Linked DNA regions of Homo sapiens: region 2 is linked to region 1. A link is a loop called in an ENCODE intact Hi-C map of the cell type or tissue named here. Cell type or tissue: left ventricle myocardium inferior. All regions are shown on one strand. Links, peaks and the distances in the headings refer to the core of each region. The heading gives the core; the rest is flanking DNA. Region 1 has its middle 27 kb from the start of LINC02577. Region 2 has its middle 60 kb from the start of SYPL1.

What was found. Peaks named below come from ENCODE experiments on the same cell type or tissue, not always from the same donor. Only the 100,000 strongest peaks of a DNase experiment are listed, where the experiment ranks them.
Region 2: a loop joins it to region 1, with 8 times the contacts of the local background. A loop is called at or near these places in 65 of 110 quality-filtered maps.

The regions. Positions count from the first base shown.
Region 1 is chr7:106,746,415-106,749,337 of GRCh38, reverse strand. No RefSeq gene overlaps it. Among named protein-coding and RNA genes, the nearest start is that of LINC02577, 27 kb to the left of the region's middle. In left ventricle myocardium inferior, for the core only: no CTCF peak of the experiment used is centred there; no DNase peak of the experiment used is centred there; H3K27ac peaks cover 696 bases.
Region 2 is chr7:106,170,805-106,173,727 of GRCh38, reverse strand. No RefSeq gene overlaps it. Among named protein-coding and RNA genes, the nearest start is that of SYPL1, 60 kb to the right of the region's middle. In left ventricle myocardium inferior, for the core only: no CTCF peak of the experiment used is centred there; no DNase peak of the experiment used is centred there.

The DNA.
Region 1 (2,923 bases), core at 277-2,776:
TCTACATATTCAACTTTTTTTTTAAGATTCCACATATGAGATCATGCAGTATTTTTCTTTTTATGTCTGCCTTATTTCATTTAGCATAATGTCCTCTAGGTTCATCTATGTTGTTGCAAATGACATTATTGCCTTCTTTTTAAAGACTGAGCATATTTCTTTGTAAATAGATTTTAAAAATTGTGGTATAAATAGAGCTATGCCACAGTTCTTTTTATCCATTCATCTGTCAATGGGCATTTAGGTTTTTCCCATCTCTTGGCTATCATGAATAGTACTGCAATGAACATGGCAGCACAGTTACATCTACAGGGTGCTGATTTCATTTTTCTTGGGTATACACACAACAGAGGGGTTGCTGAGTCTTATGGTAGTTCTATTTGTAAGTTTTTGAGAAACTTTTGTACTGTTTTCCATAATGACTATACTAATTCACATTTCCACCAACAATTCACAGGGTTGCAATTTCCCCACATTCTCACCAACACTTGTTATTTTCCGTTTTTTAAAACCAGCCATCCTAATGGGTGAGAGATGATATCACATTGTAGCTTTAATTTGCATTTCCCTAATGATTAGTGATATTGAGTACATTTTCATATGTTTGGCCATTTGCATATCTTCTTTGGAGAAATATCTATTAGAGACCTTTGCCCATTTTAAAATCAAGGTTTTGTTGTTGTTGTTGAGTTATAAGAGTTTTAAAAATATATTCTGGATATTAATCCCTTATCAGACATATGATTTGTAAATATTTTCTCCTATTCTGTAGATTGCTTTTTCACTCCGTTGATTGTGTCCTTTGATGCACAGAAGTTGTACATTTTAATATAGTCCAATTCATCTATTTCCACTTATATTGCCTATGCTTTTGGTGTCATATCTAGGAAATCATTGCCAAATCCAATGACAGAGAGCTTTTCTCCTATGTTTTCTTCTAAGAATTTTAGAGTTTAAGGTATTATGTTTAGGTCTTTGATCCATTTTTGAGTTAATTTTTTGTATATGATATAAGGTAAGGGTCCAATTTCTTTCTTTTGGATATGAATATCCAATTTTCCCCGCACCATTTGTTGAAAAGACTGTCCTTTCCCCATTGAATCATCTTGACATCTTTGTCAAATATCAGTTAACTATATATATGAGGGTTCATATATGGATCTTAAAAACAGCTTTATTGAGATGTAATTCATGTGCCATATGTCGAAAGACAAAATCACAACAAAGTTAGTTTAAAGATCTTCATTGGCTTTTATTTGTGACTCTAGAATTGGGCAAGAGCTTATTCCATGAAATAGATTAAGTGTTCCAGTGAGCTGAGTACAGGAGTTTGGCTTTATAGACAGAAAAGGGTGGAGGAAAGCAAAAGCAGGAACAAAAAGTGTGTTGGTCGTTTCAAAGCTACTTTCCTTGTAAATGTTAAAGCAGAGGGGACTTCCTTCTCATGCCAGCTAAAAATAGTCTGTTTGGGGATTTGGCTATTATTTCTCTCCCTCTCTTGATTTCTTGAAAGGTCAGATAAACAACTTAGTTTTGGCTCAGTTCAAACTAATGGCCTCCTATAATTATTTTTTCTTTTGAGAGGAGATCCTGCTCTATCACCCAGGATGGATTGCAGTAGTGCAGTGGTGCTGTCGTAGCTCACTGTAACAATTGTTAAATCAAGGTTAGCCTAAAGCTGCCTCCTTACATATTTTAAGTTCACTCTAAAGGTTTCTCTGTCATTGTGAACTATAACCTAAATGGAACTGTAAACAGACTGTAGCCTACTCTTGTGCCAATCACTGAGTTTTGGCCAAAGGTGGCCAACTGTTCAAACTGTGTTCAAATAAGGCAGATGCCAACCTGTAGCCAATCAAGCTGTTTCTGTTCCTCACTTTCATTTTCTGTAAGTCATTTTCCTTTTTCTGTCCATAAATCTTCTTCCACCATGTGGCTGCACTGGAGTCTCTGAGCCTACTCTCACTCAGGAGGCTGCCTGATTCACAAATTGAATTGTTCTTTGTTCAGTTAACGCTTTTAAATTGAATTCGGCTAAAGTTTTATATTTAACATCTTGAACTCCTAGGCTCAAGTGATCCTCCTGCCTCATGTTCCTGAGTTGCTGGGGTTACAGGCCTGAGACACTGCATCCAGCCAAATTTTATTTAACACATATAATTTACCCATTTGAAGTGTACAATTCAATGAGTTTTTAGCGTATTCAGAGACTTATGCATTCATTGCCACAATCAGTTTTAAAATATTTTTGTCACCCCAAAAAGAAACCCCATATCCTTTAACTGTAAACTTTCCACTGCCTACAACACCCTCTACCAGCCTTAGGCAAGCATAAATAAACTTTCTGTTTCTATAGATTTATCTATCCTGGACATTTCGTAGAAATGGAATCATACAATATGTGGCCCTTTGTGACTGGCTTCTTTCATTTACCATAATGTTTTCAAGATTCACCCACACTGGAGCATGTATTATTACTTCATTCCCTTTTGTGGCTGAATAATATTCTATAATATGGATATATCACATTTTGTTTATCCATTCATCTGCTGATGGACATTTGGTTTGCTTTCACCTTTTGGCTATTGTGAATAACATTGCTATAAATATCTGTATAGTGTGTAAGTTTTTGTGTGGACAAATATTCTCATGATTCTTGGGGTATACAGTGAAATTGCTGGGTCATATAGGAACTATGCTTCTTATGTGGATTTTGAATATGAGAGGAGAACTGGTTTCCAGGAGAAGGAATAATAATCTGGTGAAGAAGAAAGAAAAATTTGGGTTTCAGAAGGTCAAAAATGACTGAAATTAAGTAGAGCCAGAAATTATTAGTTCATAAACTATTTTAAAATTCACATCCAGAAGTATTAGTTTATCAGGTTCACATTCCTTGGACATAGTATCAACAAAGAGGCTAAGC
Region 2 (2,923 bases), core at 109-2,608, 580 kb after region 1:
TCTGCTCAACAAAGGGACAGCTAATGATATAGAAGGACCTTTTGTTTTCTTTTTTCTTTTGGAGACAGAGTTTCCCTCTGTCGCCCGGGCTGGAGTGCAATGGAGTGATCTCAGCTCACTGCAACCTCCACCTCCTGAGTTCAACTGATTCTCCTGCCTCAGCCTCCCAAGTAGCTGGGATTACAGGCATGCACCACCATGCCCAGCTAATTCTTGTATTTTTAGTAGAGATGGGGTTTCACTATGTTGGCCAGACTGGTCCTGAACTCCTGACCTCAAACGATCTGCCCTCCTTGGCCTCCCAAAATGCAAGTATTACAGATGTGAGCCACTGCTTCCAGCCTGTTTTCTTTTTATGATAATTATAATAATGTAGATATAGGCTGTGAATTTTAAAAAAGCATTTAGAAAAGGCTTTCATGGCATCCAGGTGGGGAATATAGAGCTATGTGGGTTGAAGATTAGAACGATTAGGAGCATCCATAGCTGGCTAAAAAAAGGAAGTACAGATTGATTATCCAGCAAGTGTGAGCCAAAAGGGGTCTCTACTGGTGTGCCAAGGGTCTCTAGACTAGACTCTTGCAATGTCTCAACTGACAAGATGGATGGCCTGGTCATCAAATGGTCAAATTATTCATCCAGCATAGTGCACATCCAACCAATCTACTGGGCAAAGGCAAAAAAAATTCAAAAAGACCGGGCAGATAAAATGAATATGTCCACAAACAACAAAACGAGTGTCAAAGGCATCAATGTGAAGCCAAGTGTTTGAGTACAAATATTCACTGGGACAAGTGCAGAGTCAGAGATATGAGGTTTGTCAACAGTCCATGTAAAAAAGAACTGGGAGGGTTTTTCACTCATTAAAAGATCAATTTAAGTCAACAATATATGTGTCTACCAAAAGTAAAAATAAAAATCTATACAGACTAAGCTATGTCATTAGAAGAGTTCAGAAGTTGTTGAAGTAATTACATCATTACATGAGGTGTCTGTTCAGATTTGGTTTCTGCCTTTTTTTTTTTTTGGAGACGGTCACCATGCTGGAGTGCAGTGGCGCGATCTTGGCTCACTGCAACCTCTGCCTCCCGGATTCAAGCAATTCTCCTGCCTCAGCCTCCTGAGTAGCTGGGACTACAGCGCGTGACACCACACCCAGCTAATTTTCGTATTTTTAGTAGAGACAGGGTTTCACCATGTTGGCCAGGCTGGTCTTGATCTCTTGCCCTTGTGATCTGCCTGCCTCGGCCTCCCAAAGTGCTGGGATTACAGGCGTGAGCCACTGTGCCCAGCCGGTTTCTGCATTTTAAGAGGGACATTAAAACATTATTTCTATGGACAATGTATAAAACATTTAGTTTGCTCCAGGAATAAGTAAATATAAACAACAGCATAAGTTTTGTGTCATTTAATAGTTACAACAGCTCTATGAGGCAGGCACTAAAATCCTCGTTTTACATAAAAAGGGACTACAGCTCAGAAAGGCCAAGGCAACACTCTAACCAGGACTCAAACCCAGGTCCCTAAATCTATAGCCCTGGCCTTTACATGTGATGTTCCTCCACTCCCAGCTAGAAGTGGGAAGGCAAAACTCAGGATGAATGCTGCAGCCGTGATCCCCATTGGGAACAGAGCTCAGCAGCAGCCATTCAACGCTTGGTACATGTTTATATAACTATATGGTATAATTTCAGCAGTTGAGCCAATCACTGGGCCCAGGAGGCTTATAGAAACTAATCAATGCTTGGTCATAAAGATAGAAAATAAAAATTAAAACTGAACACTTTAGTAGTCACTAGTAACTATTAACAGTCAATAAATAAATTGACGATAGCACTCTTTAGCGGCAGAGGCACCTACCACTGCCTCATCTGTCTGTACCTTCTCTGTCCCATCACCTTGATTTTTGTCGAGCTTCACCAATGGGGGGAAAAAAAAAAAGGAGAAGAAACTCCAGTGTCACTTTTGGCCTAGGCTAGAACTCAGGGAGGCTGAAAGCAGGGAGGCCACAAAGACTGACATGGAACTTTCCTGTTACAATCTTTCACATTTCCAAACTGACAGAGGGAACAGCACAAAGAAAAATCAATGCTAAGGGCTCCAGCAGAAAGCAACCCAAGTCAGTTTCATGAGACTCGATCCCAGGAATTTTTCCTTATCTACTGCAAAGGAGAAAGCCACTATTGGAGGGAGCTAGGCCATGAGTCTGGAGTTCCCGGCCACTGTTTTGCCATCTCTGCCTGGTCATGAAGGCCACATAGAGGAAAGCTCTGGGGAAGATGGAGAGAAGACGACGTGTAGATGGCATCGGTACTGGTTACCGAGCGTGACTGATGAATTACCCCCAAAAAGAAGCCACTTAAAGCAACACGTTTACTATCTCACCTGTGCTGTGGGTCAGAAATGCAGGAGTAGCTTAGCTGGGCGGTTCTGATTCAAGGTCTCCCCGGAGGCGGCGGTCATCTCAGGGCTCCCTGTGGGAAGAACTGCACTCACCTGGCAGCAGGTTTCAGAGCACACCTGAGTCTGAGCTCACTCACGTGGGTGTTAGCAGGCCTCGGGTTCTTGCTGAGAGCTGGAGACCTCAGTTTCTTGCCACCGGGGCCTCTCCATAGGACTACTCCCAACATGACAATTTGATTCCTGCAAGTGGAGGGCTCTATGAGAAGAGCAAGCAATGGCACGCAAGGCCCAGGTCACAGTCCCTCTGCAAGCTAATCTCAGAAACGACATCCCATCATTTTTATTGTATTCTATTTGTTAGAAGCAGATCTTAGGTCCAACTACACTCAAGGGGAGGGGATTACACAGGGCGTGAGTACCAGGAGGCCAGGATCATTGAGAGCCATTTGAGAGACTGCCTAACACAGTATCATTTGAGCCCCTGGAGGCAGCCATGCCTGAAGCCTGATTCCTCCTAGTC